Linked DNA regions of Homo sapiens: region 2 is linked to region 1. A link is a contact called in ENCODE Hi-C or POLR2A ChIA-PET data. All regions are on one chromosome and are shown on one strand. The core of a region is the stretch at or near the end of the contact, and the rest is flanking DNA. Distances in the headings are between cores, read along the strand shown.

Evidence for each region. A loop is a pair of places that touch in the nucleus more often than their neighbours do. ChIA-PET counts read pairs that join two places held with the same protein, here RNA polymerase II (POLR2A). Pooled maps may share reads with other maps.
Region 2: a pooled map shows a loop between it and region 1 (2.5-fold over the local background). The contact joins the enhancer-like site here to the promoter of ARF6 in region 1. A Hi-C loop is called at or near these places in 2 of 37 single-sample maps with no recorded cell type and 4 of 50 pooled maps. POLR2A ChIA-PET finds 5 or more read pairs at or near these places in 3 of 52 experiments (CD4-positive, alpha-beta memory T cell, T-cell and activated T-cell).

What each region holds. Positions count from the first base shown.
Region 1 is chr14:49,889,187-49,897,058 of GRCh38, forward strand. It overlaps ARF6 (ARF GTPase 6), which reads left to right and starts at 3,896. Exons shown (of 2, transcript NM_001663.4): 1 at 3,896-3,971; 2 at 4,070-7,868. The coding sequence starts at 4,551. The coding sequence ends at 5,078. RefSeq lists enhancers at 3,456-3,555, 4,426-4,745, 4,776-4,825, 6,968-7,117 and silencers at 3,646-4,035, 4,076-4,265.
Region 2 is chr14:50,808,886-50,816,757 of GRCh38, forward strand. All of the region lies in intron 3 of NIN (ninein), which reads right to left. Among named protein-coding and RNA genes, the nearest start is that of NIN, 18 kb to the right of the region's middle. Within about 2 kb of position 4,771, at least 6 of the 41 ENCODE cell types and tissues checked have a DNase peak (open chromatin) inside an H3K27ac peak, as active enhancers do.

The sequences.
Region 1 (7,872 bases), core at 2,646-5,145:
CACCACGCCTGGCCTGTTATTATTTTTTGAGATGGAGTCTCGGTCTGTCACCCAGGTTGGAGTGCAATGGCGCGATCTCGGCTCACTGCAAGCTCCGCCTCCCGGGTTCACGACATTCTCCTGCCTCAGCCTCCCGAGTAGCTGGGATTACAGGAGCCTGCAACCACGCCCAGCTAATTTCTTTTTTTTTTTTTTTTGGTATTTTTAGTAGAGATGGGGTTTCACCGTGTTAGCCAGGATGGTCTCGATCTCCTGACTTCGTGATCCGCCCACCTTGGCCTCCCAAAGTGTTGGGATTACAGGCGTGAGCCACCGCACCCGGCTCTGTTTTTATTTATTTATATTTATTTGTTTTTGAGACCTAATTAAAAAATTTTTTTTGGCAGAGATTGGGTCTCGCTATGTTGCCCAGGCTGACCTTGAACTGCTGGCCTCAAGGGATCCTCCTGCCTCAGCCTCATGCATAGCTGGGATTACAGACATGAATCACTATGCCTGGCAGGATTAGCAATTTTTCTAAAGATACACTTTCTTATAACTTTATTTACACTTTATTTCTACTGCTAATAGATTTCCCAGGATTTATCCCTTCTTTAAAATAGTGTTCAATTCTGGGTAAGTCTGACCTAAGGGTTTCAAATGATAAAAGGGATAAAATCATCATCAAACAAGTGCATGGTCAGACCACCTTTGTCATGTGGTCAGAGTCATCCTTGGTACTTGATGGGATAAAAAGAAATACCTGACAGGGTCTTATGAAATGAGCGATTTTTAAGAGTTATAAGAATTCAGAAATTAGGGTAAACAGTGTGTGGTACTATTGTTAGAGAATACATTAATTCCAATTTAAAAACAGAGGGCCGGGCGCGGTGGCTCACGCCTGTGATCCCAGCACTTTGGGAGGCCAAGGCAGGTGGATCACGAGATCAGGAGTTCAAGACCAGCGTGGCCAATATGGTGAAACCCTGTCTCTACTAAAAATACAAAAATTAGCTGGGCTTGGTGGCACATGCCTGTAGTCCCAGCTGCTCAGGAGGCTGAAGCAGGATAATCACGTGAGCCCGGGAGATGGAGGTTGCAGTGGGTCCAGATTGCGCCACTGAACTCCAGCCTGGGCGACCAAGAAAGACTCCGTCTCAAAGAAAAACAACAACAAAAAAAATTAGGTCTAAGCCATTTTTTACAAGTAAACATATTTCTTATGAGATAGATATAGTATTGGCTGGGTACAGTGGCTTAGGCCTGTAATTCCAGCACTTTCGGAGGCTGAAGCAGGAGGACTGCTTGAGTCCAGGAGTTTGAGACCAGCCTGGGTTACAGTGAAGTCCTGTGTCTACAAAAAATAATGATAAATAAATGAATAAAAATTATAGTATTTTATTTATACTGTTTTAGTCAGGAATATCATAAACATAAGTGGTTGTTGAAGAGATTAAAAATTATGAAATGGCATTCTCTAGGGAAGCCTGGTTTGCGTGTAAATTCCAGAAATCTCTTCATTTACAGGCTTTGAGTCAAAAAGTAGAGAAGATTTTTCTATACTTAGCTGTTGGAGCATTCATCTGTTTAAAATTTAAGACATAACCCAGGCCAGGCCTGGTGGCTCACGCTTCTAATCCCAGCGCTTTGGGAGGCCAAGGCCTGCCCATCACTTGAGGCTTGAGGTTGAGTTCGAGACCAGCCTGGCCAATACGGTGAAACCCCGTCTCTACTAAAAATACAAAAATTGGCCCGGCGTGGTGGTGCATGTCTGTAGTCTCAGGTACTCGGGAGGCTGAGGCAGGAGAATTGCTTGAACTGGGAGGCAGAGGTTGCAGTGAGTCGAGACCGAGACCGAGCCACTGCACTTCAACCTGGGCAACACAGCAAGGCTCTGTCTCAAAAACAAAAAACAAAAACACAAAACACAAAAACATAACCCAGGTGTCTAGATAAAAATTAAAAAAGGGCTAGGCGCGGTGGCTCTTGCCTGTAATGCCAGCACTTTGGGAGGCCGAGGCGGGCAGATCACTTGGGGCCAGGAGTTCCAGACCAGTCTGGCCAACATGGCAAAACCTGTCTCTACAAAAAATAGAGAAATTAGTCAGGCGTGGTGGCGCACGCCTTTAGTCCCAGATACTGGTGAGGCTGAGGTGGGAGGATCTCTTGAGCCTAGGAGGCTGAAGCTGCAGTGAGCTGACATCGCACCACTGCACTGCAGCCTTGGTGACAGAGCGAGACCTTGTCCCAAAAATAGAGAGGTGGGGTTGGGGATGACACTTGAACCCCAATCTTCAGACTCCTAAGCTTTTCAGTTTTATGACAGTGCTTCATCTTAAGGTAAATGGAAAGTAAATGAAATAATTGTTAGAATATTAATGTTTAATAAGTTTATTTCCGACTGAAATGACGTTTATAAGGTTATCATATAACCTATCTACCATTATCTAATATTTTAAATTTGTTTAATAAAAACAGTATGTTACCATATGCTGTTTATAGCATCTTGCTTTTTAAACAAAGATACCCATTTCCTGTTTTTCTCCCCTTGATATTTGAAGGTTTCACGTTATTTTAAGTCTAATTTTATCATTAACCATTTGATACAAAAATGTGTCCTTGGCAGGGCGCAGTGGCTCACGCCTGTAATCCCAGCATTTTGGGGGGCCGAGGCGGGTGGATCACCTGAGGTCAGGACTTCGAGACCAGCCTGGCCAACATGGTGAAACCCCGTCTCTACTAAAAATACAAAAATTAGCCGGGCGTGGTGGTGGGCGACCTAATTCCAGCTGCTCCGGAGGCTAAGGCAGAACTGCTTGAACCCAGGATGAGGAGGCTGCAGTGAGCCGAGATTGTGCAACTGGACTCCAGCCTGGGCGACAGAGTGAGACCCCGTCTCAAGAAACAAACAAAAACCAAAAAACCAAAAATGTGCCCTGAAGTCTTCCACATTGTATTATTTAAGCCTCACGTGAGTTAGCAAGGTCAGTTTACACGAGATAAACTTAGTAAGGTTAAGTGCCCAGATCCAGGCCATACAAGCGGTCGTTCTATATTCTAAATTCTATGCTTCTTAAAGTTAAGAATGGGTAGTAGTTAAGAAGCTACTACTAACAGTATGAGATAAAATGATATTTTAAAGATGAACAGATGTCGCATTCTAAAAAGGTGAAAACGCGGCAAGGCACAGGAACTCTTCATAATACTGCAGTTTTTAAGAAACATGGGCTGGTCTTGACGAGACCTATAGGCAGACAGGGCTCAAACATTCAAAAGAGCTGCAGAGTAAACTCAACTCCGGGAAAGCGCTGCACTGACTGGCAGATTCCACACGAGACACTGGCCTCCCACGTGTCTTTCAGGAAACATACAAAATTCAAGGGATAAAGGAAGCCAAGAAGGGGTTGCGAAAAAGGGAAAAAAAAAAAAAACAAAAGCGAACAGAGCTTCCCTGGGACGTTCAGGGAGCGCGGAGGGTGCGGGAAGGCTGGGGCGGGCGGAGGGAATTCGCAGAGCATCTGGCGGGCACCGAGGTCTGGGAACAGGCCTGGAGGCAGCTCGGTTCGTGGAGAGAGCGGGCTGCCCGTGGGCCCCACCCTGTAGGGCCCCCCAGTAGATCTGCTCCCTTGGTTCGGGTGGGCAGGGGAGGGCAGAGCGCAAAAGAGAAAAGCAGGGAAGGAGACGCTAGAAGAGCCACGGGTAGGCGCGAGTCAGAGTCCGAGGTTCGAGGGCTCTGGGCCGGCCGCATCTGCGAGCCCTCCGAGGCGCCGTAGCCCCGCCCCTCCGGCGCGTGGCGCCCATGACGCTAGGCGCGCGGGCCGCTCTCCTTACAGAGGTCGCTCTTGTCCGAACGGTCGGCCTCTGCTGCGCCTGCGTGGTCGGGAGGGGAAGTGAGGCGGTTTCCTCGGCGCCTTTTCCGGCAGCGGCGGCGGCAGAACTGGGAGGAGGAGTTGGAGGCCGGAGGGAGCCCGCGCTCGGGGCGGCGGCTGGAGGTAACCCCTTGGGCCGAGCTGGAAAGGCGGGCCACCTCGGTCTTCGCTCCTTTGTGGAGCTCTGGCAGTAACTCCCCTCCCTCTCTGTTTCTCTGCAGGCAGCGCACCGAGTTCCCGCGAGGATCCATGACCTGACGGGGCCCCGGAGCCGCGCTGCCTCTCGGGTGTCCTGGGTCGGTGGGGAGCCCAGTGCTCGCAGGCCGGCGGGCGGGCCGGAGGGCTGCAGTCTCCCTCGCGGTGAGAGGAAGGCGGAGGAGCGGGAACCGCGGCGGCGCTCGCGCGGCGCCTGCGGGGGGAAGGGCAGTTCCGGGCCGGGCCGCGCCTCAGCAGGGCGGCGGCTCCCAGCGCAGTCTCAGGGCCCGGGTGGCGGCGGCGACTGGAGAAATCAAGTTGTGCGGTCGGTGATGCCCGAGTGAGCGGGGGGCCTGGGCCTCTGCCCTTAGGAGGCAACTCCCACGCAGGCCGCAAAGGCGCTCTCGCGGCCGAGAGGCTTCGTTTCGGTTTCGCGGCGGCGGCGGCGTTGTTGGCTGAGGGGACCCGGGACACCTGAATGCCCCCGGCCCCGGCTCCTCCGACGCGATGGGGAAGGTGCTATCCAAAATCTTCGGGAACAAGGAAATGCGGATCCTCATGTTGGGCCTGGACGCGGCCGGCAAGACAACAATCCTGTACAAGTTGAAGCTGGGCCAGTCGGTGACCACCATTCCCACTGTGGGTTTCAACGTGGAGACGGTGACTTACAAAAATGTCAAGTTCAACGTATGGGATGTGGGCGGCCAGGACAAGATCCGGCCGCTCTGGCGGCATTACTACACTGGGACCCAAGGTCTCATCTTCGTAGTGGACTGCGCCGACCGCGACCGCATCGATGAGGCTCGCCAGGAGCTGCACCGCATTATCAATGACCGGGAGATGAGGGACGCCATAATCCTCATCTTCGCCAACAAGCAGGACCTGCCCGATGCCATGAAACCCCACGAGATCCAGGAGAAACTGGGCCTGACCCGGATTCGGGACAGGAACTGGTATGTGCAGCCCTCCTGTGCCACCTCAGGGGACGGACTCTATGAGGGGCTCACATGGTTAACCTCTAACTACAAATCTTAATGAGCATTCTCCACCCATCCCCTGGAAGGAGAGAAATCAAAAACCCATTCATAGGATTATCGCCACCATCACCTCTTTCAATTGCCACTTTCTCTTCTTTTGAATTTGAACTCTGGAGTTACTGTTCTACAGTTTGGCGGGGACGGGGCTTGGGGGTTTTCTCTTTTGTTTGTTTCCCTTTCTTTTTCCTTTTTTTTTTTTTTTTTTTTTTGTTGGCTTTGCGTTAGGATGCTCTGATCTGACATTTGACATGAACACAAAGTTGCTAGATGCTCTTGTTGACTTCCAGCAGATGGGATGGGGGAAACACAGCAGTTCTTGGTAAAGTCCTTTGTAATAATAGTTTGATTTTTTTATTTCGAGAGAATCTTTCATTTTCCTATGTATGCTTTTTTCCTTTTTTGCCCAGTTTCCTTATCACTTGCTGTAGATGGCTTATTTTGCATTCATGCAGACTATGTTGCAAGTCTGTTTCATCTAGTAAACTGAAAATTATTGCTTAATCAAACTGCCGTTTGTCTTTTATATTTAAGGCCTTCCCCCCCCTTCCTTATGAGTTCTAACTTAGTAATTTCAAATGTGACCTTTTATATCTAAGACCAGTATAGTAAACTTAGCCCACAGTGGCAAATAATGAGTAATATTGTAATATGTTCCAGTTGCACCTCAGTATGTTAAACAGGTAATGTAAGAAGTTCTCTGAAATGTCAGCAAGTAAGTTCTGAAACACATCATGCATGAGTAGGAATAAAACCCAAGTTCCCCATAACGTAGATAACTTAATGCTGCATAAAAATATGAAAGTGTAACCCATGAAGGACACTTTTTCTTTCCACTGCAAAGTTAGCCACTTTGCTGTTTTTCCTCTTTTTTAAACTTTGAAAATAGACTCTTTCCAGAAATTGGAGCAATAATGGTGTTACCACACACAGATTAAATAATTTGTAGATATTTTAAGTGACTTTTGGGCAAAACTGGAATGTATACTTTTACCTTGTTTCAAACACCTAAGACCAGTAATTTAAAAATTACTAAAAGGTTTACTTTGTTCATTAATAAAACATTTAACAATTCAAATTATATGCACCTTTTACCTAGTTGAAAAAAATACACATTCCTGTTTTCACATTATAGCAACTGATTAAGCTGAAGCTGTAAGTCATTTTTTATAGATGAGTGATCCGCATCTCCATCAATTAGAACACTGGAAAAGATGTTTTATAAAAGAGGTATTTAATTTTGTTTGTAGGATTAACTCATGCAAATAATAAAAAAGATATCCTGTTGGTTCAATAGTACACTGTCTCCTTTAAGGAAGGAAGCGTGATGAATGAATGATGTGTAGACTTGAGGGATGACTATTAAAGGGGACGTAGGATGAAGAGAAAGAACCTACAGATGACAATGAATGTAAACTTATTTTTCTTCATGTGTAAGCAGTGTGCTCGCTGGTGATATCCAGATCCTAACAAGATTACTTGGTTAGCTGGTTAGGACCAGTAACTGGATTGCGACCACTATGATAATATTTTGAACCAAATGTTAATGCTTGATGCAGAATTGTAAAGCAGCATCTGGTTCCTATATAGCCTTAAGGATTAATTTTAGTGATCCTCAAGGAATTAAATAGGGAATTTCAGAAATGTAGACTGCAAAGGCAGTATACAGGAAAAGGTGGAGTGGGTTTTGTTTATGAGGGTGTCTGAAAACTAAAATTGAGCGGGATATCATGGTATAGTTGGACAGTATTGGTCCTTCACACTTTGGCCATATTGTATAATGGAGCTTTTACCAAAGATGTATGAGAAGTGTAAGACTATAAAAAAATGAACTATTCAAAGTAAAACTCTTAACAAACATTTTACTTAAAGCAGATGCAAAAGGGTATTCTCATGTAGGCTCCTGTTGGTGCAGAGGGATTTTTTTGATTTCAGGATACAACTAAAGTACGAAGTTCTCAGTTTCACTTTAGTAGAAAGAGCTCTAGAAATGAGGCTGATAAACACATCTAAGAACACTGGTTGCTTTCTAAAATTTCCAAAGCTCCACCATAAATGTAATTTTTAGTGTTTCAAATGATTGCATTTTAAAGTATATAAATATGGGTTATCCAATATCAATGCTATAGTAACATCCTGAAACAAAACAAGCACAAAGGTATAAATGCCTAAACTGGAGGAAACTTGAAACCCTCATGTTAAATCTTAAATGTAGTATTTCTAACTTGTGAAGACAGATTGGTAGGCAGCCATTTTTTTGTGTCTTAAAATAACTGGGGGCATAGTTAAAATTTTATACATCAAGTGATTGCTATTATTGAATGTTGCAGGTGAGATGTGGTTATTTTTAGTTTATTTGAAATGTTTGACTGGAAAGGGGGGAGGGGGAAGCAAATATTTGAAATTTGGAAAACCCTAAACCTTTTGGTAAGAAATTGTAATTTTCACTTAAAATTTTCTTTAAGGATATAAGAGGTTTATAATTGATGTAGTTAAATTGAACAATAACCATTGGTGACTGGAGCAGGTAATTATAGCCTGCAGAAAAAATTATCTAAGAATTTTAAAAATAAGATCCTGAAGTTGTTTAATTGCATCCATTTCTGTATTTATGTGAATTTATAAACTGCAGTAAGTTTTGAATGAGGTTAATCTTGTTTAATATAAGTAAATGAGTCTGTAGACTGTGATCTCCCCAAACTAAAAAGTACAGTACTTGGAATTGTGTTCTTTATGGTTGTAGTGTTGGTAAAGCACTAATATGCAGAAAATAAAGGAATTACACAGTGCAGTTT
Region 2 (7,872 bases), core at 3,521-6,020, 920 kb after region 1:
AGTAATAGGGGTGACTGACTGTTCCCATTACTTTTATAAAGAATCAGGGCCATGGCCAGGCACAGTGGCTCACGCCTGTAATCCCAGCATTTTGGGAGGCCAAGGCAGGTGGATCACTTGAGGCCAGGAGTTTGAGACCCGCCTGGCCAACATGGTGAAACCCCGTCTCCACTAAAAATACAAAAATTAGCTGGGCATGGTGGTGCGCACCTGTAATCTAAGCTACTTGGGAGACTGAGGGAGGAGAATTGCTTGAACTTGGGAGGTGTAGGTTGCAGTGAGCTGAGGTCAAGCCACTGCACTCCAGCCTGGGTGACAAGAGCAAAACTCCATCTCAAAAGAAAAGAAAAAAAGAATCAGGGTCATATTTTCAAGCAAAGCTAATAGCCATGAGAGTGACCAAGATAGCCAAGAGTGAGTGGTGGGGGCGGCGGCAGGGAGGTCTGAGGGCCTGCCTTCTCCTCCAGGATCTGCAGAGTTGCCCAGCATCAAAGAAACTGATCCAGTTTGCTATATTTAGGGACCTGTAACTCTAGGTTTCCTCTCTCTCTTAAGGATATTAATGGAGGGGACTGAATGAAACGTAAGTCTCTCCTTGCTAGAGTTACAAGTTGAACATGAAGAAGGTTCTCTTTCAAAAGGAAGGTGTTTGGAAGATTTCAGATTCTTTAACTTGACTCTGTGAGTCTCCCCAGGGTCTTCTAAAGGCGTAAGTTTTGATGGAGGCCATTGGAAATAACCTTCCTGAATTTGGTCCTCACATAGTTCAATTCATTGTTTGAAGGTCACTCAGTAGTGCATGTACCTGAATTTTACTTTCCCTGACACATGACAAAGACATCTATAATCTGGAATTAATTCTAATTAACTTCCAAGGCTTTACATGAGGCCTAAGTATCCCTTGAATATGGTATGACAAACACACAAGCTTTTGAGACTGTATAAGCTTCATTTATATGGAGTTTATTTCACAGCCTCACCTATCTAGAGTACTACAGACAACCAGGAAAGAAACACATGGGATCAAAAGCTGAGGGAGGTGTCATAAAGCCCAGGCACTCATCCTGTAGAAAATGCTACAGGACTCTGTAATCCCAGCACTTTGGGAGGCCAAGGCGGGTGGATCACGAGGTCAGGAGATCGAGACCATCCTGGCTAACACGGTGAAACCCCATCTCTACTAAAAACACAAAAAATTAGCTGGGCGTGGTGGCGGGCGCCTGTAGTCCCAGCTACTCGGGAGGCTGAGGCAGGAGAATGGCATGAACCCGGGAGGCGGAGCTTGCAGTGAATGAAGATTGGGCCACTGCACTACAGCCTGGGCGACAGAGTGAGACTCCGTCTCAAAAAAAAAAAAAAAAAAGAAAATGCCAAAGGACCAACTCAGTATTTTCCACATTCCTACTCTACCTGATTATTATAAACTTCATAATCCTGCTTCCCAACTCACTGCAGATTGGAAGCAGGAAATAAAAGACAGGGGCACTCCAAGCTAAAAGTACAAGGAGTAATTATTAACATATTAGCCAGGTGTGGTAGCGTGCACCTGTCATCCCAGCTATTTGGGAGGCTGAAATAAGAGAACTGCTTGAGGCCAGGAGTTTGAGACCAGCCTGATAACACAGCAAGACTCCATCTCAAAAAATATAAAATAAAAAGAAGCAATTATTGACATATTGAGATGGAGGAAAGATATTAACCATCCTCCTTCAAACAAAAATAAAGTATAATACTTCTTACACTTTACAAAGGTGTTTTTAAAACTCTATTTTTTTTAATTAATTATTTTTTTTTGAGATGGAGTCTGGCTCTGTTGCCCAGGCTGGAGTGCAGTGGCGTGTCTCGGCTCACCGCAAGCTCCGCCTCCTGGGTTCACGCCATTCTCCTGCCTCAGCCTCCCGAGTAGCTGGGACTACAGGCGCCCACCACCATGCCTGGCTAATTTTTTTTGTATTTTTAGTAGAGACAGGGTTTCACCGCGTTAGCCAGGATGGTCTCGATCTCCTGACCTCGTGATCTGCCCACCTCGGCCTCTGAAAGTGCTGGGATTACAGGCGTGAGCCACCGCGCCCAGCCTTTAAAACTCTACTAAAAACTACATAAACTATAAAAAAAGACAACATGTGCATTCAAAAACTTAATAGGCCGGGGTTGTCTGGTGTTGGGGCATGTATCCATGCTTAGTGTTGAGGCAAGGATTCATTAAGTGAATCCTGAAGCTATTACTTTTTTTTTTTTTTCAGATGGAGGCTTGCTCTTGTCACCCAGGCTGGAGTGCAGTGGCGCAATCTTGGCTCACTGCAACCTCCACCTCCCGGGTTCAAGCAATTCTCCTGCCTCAGCCTCATGAGTAGCTGGGATTACAGGCGCCCACCACCACGCCCAGCTAATTTTTGTGTTTTTAGTAGAGACGGGGTTTCACCATGTTGCCCAGGCTGGTCTCAAACTCCTGACCTCAGGTGAGCCACCCGTCACGGCCTCCCAAAGTGTTGGGATTACAGGTGTGAGCCATCGCGCCCGGCCTTGAGGGTATTACTCTTACAACACAGAAGAAAAACTAATGGGTCAGGAGATTTGAAATGATCAAGAACAATCTAGTTGTATTTAATACACTCTTGTATATGATAAAACTAAAATTTTAAATCCCCAATGGTCAAGCTTTTTTTTTTTTTTTTTTTTTTTTTGGTCTACCATTAAATGGGGCAAAAGATCCAGGTATTAAACAATTTTATGGGCTTTTGCAGTGGCTCACACCTGTAATCCCAGCACTTTGTGAGGCCAAAGCGGGCTGATTGCCTGAGCTCAGGAGTTTGAGACCAGCCTTAGCAACACGGTGAAATCCCATCTCTACTAAAAAAATTTACTCTGGGAGGCTGAGGTGGGCGGATCACAAGGTCAGGAGATCGAGACCATCCTGGCTAACGTGGTGAAACCCCGTCTCTATTAAAAATACAAAAAATTAGCCAGGCGTGGTGGCGGGCGCCTGTAGTCCCAGCTACTCGGGAGGCTGAAGCAGGAGAATGGTGTGAACCCGGGAGGCGGAGCTTGCAGTGAGCCAAGACTCCGTCTCCAAAAAAAAAAAAAATGTAGCTGGGCGTGGTGGCAGTGCCTGTAGTCCCAGCTACTCAGGAGGCTGAGGCAGGAGAATCGCTTAAACCCAGGAGGTGGAGATTGCAGTGAGTTGAGATCACGCCACTGCACTCCAGCTTGGGTGACAGAGCGAGACTCTGTCTCTGAAACAAAAAATTTTTTTTACGAACGTGGGTCATGGATAATGCTAGATGAATGACGATATTATCGTAGGTTCATTCTTTCCTAGACATTTTGTCATTTGAATCTCACAATATTCATGTGACACAGTCAAGGCAGAGACCCTACCTCAAAATTGAAAGGTGAGAGGTAGAAAAAGCATGCACCAGGACTCTGACTGGACTCATCAGAGCCCAGCAAGCCTGCCTGGCTCAGGCCCACTTCCCTCTTGGTCTGACCCCTCAGGGAAATCCCTTGCTGCTGGAAGTCAAATCCTCAACTTTCACACGAAGCCACCAGGTGTAAAGCACACACCAAGTATAAGGCAGGATCAGGAGATACATGATCAAGAAGACACATAACCTCTGCCCTCAAGGAGTTTATCAGCTACCCCATAGATTCCAGAAAGTGGAAGGGTGGAATGGGGAAAAAGAGAGGAAGGTTTATTAGTAACTACAAGATAGAAGCTGGTATGTGCCTGAGAGAGACAAAAGCTGGTAGGGGCCTCTGATAAACAAGCATGTCCTACTTGGCCAATAGGGAGGAAAAGAGGGACAGTTTTGCAACGCTTGAATTCTCTCAAATCTTCACAGACAGAGATTAAAGGTCTCCGAAATTTATTTATGATGTAGTAAATCAGCCTCATTTTAGATGAAAAGGGGCTCTATAAAAGATTAAACAGGATTATTAACTCAGAGGCTCTTCAGAGCCCAATAACGTCTACTTGGTTGAATTCCTCTTTTTCCAACAAACAGTCCGAAAATTCACACACCACATAGCAGCTGGCCCAAACCATTAGAGCAGCTTAAGTCTTGCATTGATCTTTATTTTCCTTCTTGCAAGTGTAGACACTGGGCCCTTGGATTTAAATAGCAGTAAATGCCTCATCTTTCAAAGAGATAGTTCTCTTGTGGAGGAGGCGACCGCTATTTTCCATCAATGCTCATGAATACTGATGTGGTGGAAAAGCCCCTTAGGACACAACCCAGAACCGAAATGTTGATGAACACCCCCACCGGTGGGCTAACTATGTTCAGCAACTGCAATGTTTTAAGTACCATTTTTCTCCTCCAAGGGAGCTTTACTATTGTATTTTGTTAAAAAGTAGAAATCTTCATAAATATACAATACAATTAAGTCTCACAAGGTAACAAGTTTCCAAGTTGTGCATACACTGGTTGGTACCTCTTCATTTGAATAATAATTGCTGCCATTCATTTTACAAGCATTCCTATACCTTGTATGCCTCAACGGGCAGTTTGCAGCAATGGGAAAATTACACGACTGACGAAAAATACACATGACATTTAAACTAAATTAAGAGGAAGACCAGTCAAGTCTGATATTTTTTGTCATGTGTCACCACCTCTTAGGAGAAATTTACCTCATTACTTTTCCTCTTCACATTTCATATGAATGCTTTTTTAGAAACGCAATTTGCTTTTTTTTGAAAAAGAACTTAAGCACCACACAAGAAACAAATTCAAACCACACACACAAAAAAACCCTGTAACAGGAAGTGGAATAAGGAAACTAATGTTGCATAAACTCATCTCGTGCAATCATGGAGATCAAATGCAGTTTCCACATGTGTGCAGGCACTACTGGAAATAGACCCAAGGTGGGAGAACTCAAACTAGCACTGAACAAGGTGAGTTTATGAAACAAGACAAAGGTCTATGTAACTAATACAAACTTAGTAGATTTGTCTTTACTAATATAAAGAGAAATTAATGAAAGAAGATTCAAAACACTGTGTTAATTGAAACAGCTACAGAAATATGGACTTATCAGAAGTCAATGCACAGGAAAATGCTTACAGCATTATGCAAAGAGAAATGACATAGACTAAAAAAGAGGCAGTTTCATAATGAAAGATACACTTATATTTTATTTTAAATAAAGTATTCAGGTCATTGTAACTTGAATTGTTAACTTCATATTATTATATTTAATATTCATTTATTAAATTATAATATTGTAACTTAATTTACTGCAGACAATGTAGAGAGAGGCAAAGGCTATTTTAAAAGGTAGGTTTATAAAACCTAAAGCAACTATATGAAGCTGTACTCCAAGACTGGTCCAAGGAATCCTGTTTACAGATGGAAATGAATTCAAATCACCACCACGCAAGAGAACTTCTAGCAAATCTACTCTTCACTCTAACCATGTTTCTTGGTAAATCATTACTAGGAAGTCACTATTTATCAAAGAGCCATTCTGGGTGTGTAGAGGGTAGGGGAAAGGAGCATACAGCCAAATACAGCAAGTTAACGGTGTCCTTGGTGCTATGATAAGCCTTTGATACACACAAATCTTAGTCCACCTTCATCACAGTCTTGTAAGGGAAATAGTCTTCCCATTACACTGATGAAAAATCTGAGGCTCAGAGTATTTAAGATAACGTGTTCATATGGTTAAAAAGTGGCAAGAGCTGAATAGCCAAGACAATCCTAAGCAAAAAGAACAAACCTGAAGGCATCACGCTACCCACTTCAAACTGTACTACAAAGTTACAGTAACCAAAACAGCATGGTTCTGATAGAAAAACAGACACATAGACCAACAGAACAGAATAGAAAACTCAGAAATAAGACTGCATACCTACAACCATCTGATCTTTGACAAACCTGACAAAAACAAGCAGTGGGGAAAGGATTCCCTATTTAACAAATGGTGCTGGGAGAACTGGCTAGCCATATGCAGAAAATTGGAACTGGACCCCTTCCTTACACATTATACAAAAATTAACTCAAGGTAGATTAAAGATTTAAATGTAAAACCCAAAACTATAAAAACCCTAGAAGAAAATCTAGGCAATACCATTCAGGACATAGGCATGGGCAAAGATTTCATGACAAAAATGCCAAAAGCAATTGCAACTAAAGCAAAAATTGACAAATGAGATCTAATTAAACTAAAGAGCTTCTGCATAGCAAAATAATCTATCATTAGAGTGAACAGACAACCTACAGAATAGGAGAAAATTTTTGCAATCTATCCATCTGACAAAGGTCTAATACCCAGACTTTACAACAAACTTAAACACATTTACAAGAAAAAAACAAACAACCCCATTAAAAAGTGGGCAAAGGACATGAACAGGCACTTCTCAAAAGTAGACATTCATGCAGCCAATAAACACGAAAAAAAGCTCAACATCACTGATCATTAGAGAAATACAAATCAAAACCACAATGAGATGCCACCTCATGCCAGTCAGAATGGCAATCAATAAATAGTCCAGAAACAACAGATGCTGGTGAGGTTGTGGAGAAAAAGGAACACTTTTATGCTGTTGGTGGGAGTGTAAACTAGTTCAACCATTGCGGAAGATAGTGTGGTGATTCCTCAAAGATCTAGAGGCAGAAATACCATTTGACCCAGGAATCCCATTACTAAGTATATACCCAAAGGAATATAAGTCATTATATTATGAAGATATATGCATGCATATGTTCATTGCAGCACTATTCACAATAGCAAAGACACTGAATCAACCCAAATGCCCATCAATGATAGACTGGATAAAGAAAATGTGGTACATATATACCATGGAATACTATGCAGCCACAAAAAGGAACAAAATCGGTGGGGCATGGTGGCTCAGGCCTGTAATCCCAGCACTTTGGGAGGACGAGGTGGGCGGATCTTGAGGTCAGGAGTTTGAGACCAGCCTGGCCAACATGGAGAAAGCCCATCTCTATTAAAGATACAAAAAATTAGCTGGGCGTGGTGGCATGCACCTGTAATCCCAGCTACTCGGGAGGCTGAGGCAGAATTGCTTGAACCCAGCAGGCAGAGGTTGCAGTGAGCTGAGATTGCACTATTGCACTCCAGCCTGGGGCGACAGGGCGAGACTCCATGTCAAAAAAACAAAACAAAATGAACAAAATCATGTCCTTTGCAAGACATAGATGGAGCTGGGAGCCGTTATCCTCAGCAAACTAAAGCAGGAACAGAAAACCAAACACCGCATGTTCTCACTTATAAGTGGGAGGTGAACAATGAAAACACATGGACTAATTGGCAGGAGGTAGGGGGTGGGTGGGGAACAGCACACATTGGACCTGTGAGGTGGGGGGAGGGAGAGCATCAGGAAAAATTGCTAATGGATGCCAGGCTTAATACCTAGGTGATGGGTTGATCTGTGCAGCAAACCACCATGGCACATTTACCTTTGTAACAAACCTGCACATCCTGCACATGTACCCCAGAGTTTAAAATCAAAGTTGAAGGGAAAAATAATGTGACAAGAAGTGGAACTTGAATCCAGGACTGCCTTCAAAGCCCGTGCTCTAACTGTATACTATCTCCATGTGGTGGGGGTAGTGTTTGGGGAGCAGGGTGAGGGAATGGAGATTCACTTTTGCATATTTGGAGTTTGAGGAAACTGTGCAGATATGTATTCAAATGCAGGGGCTGGGAAATCCAGGATCCCATCCTGGCACTGACTCAAATGAGTCATCTGACCTTGGAAAAGCCAAGGTTTCTCTGTCAGATGAACTCTGAGGTCTAAAATCTGAGACAGACACTGAAGAACTTTAAGTCCCCTCTGTCCAGACAGGAAGCTACTCATAAAAGTATCCGTGAAATAATGATGAAATCTAATGAGCATCC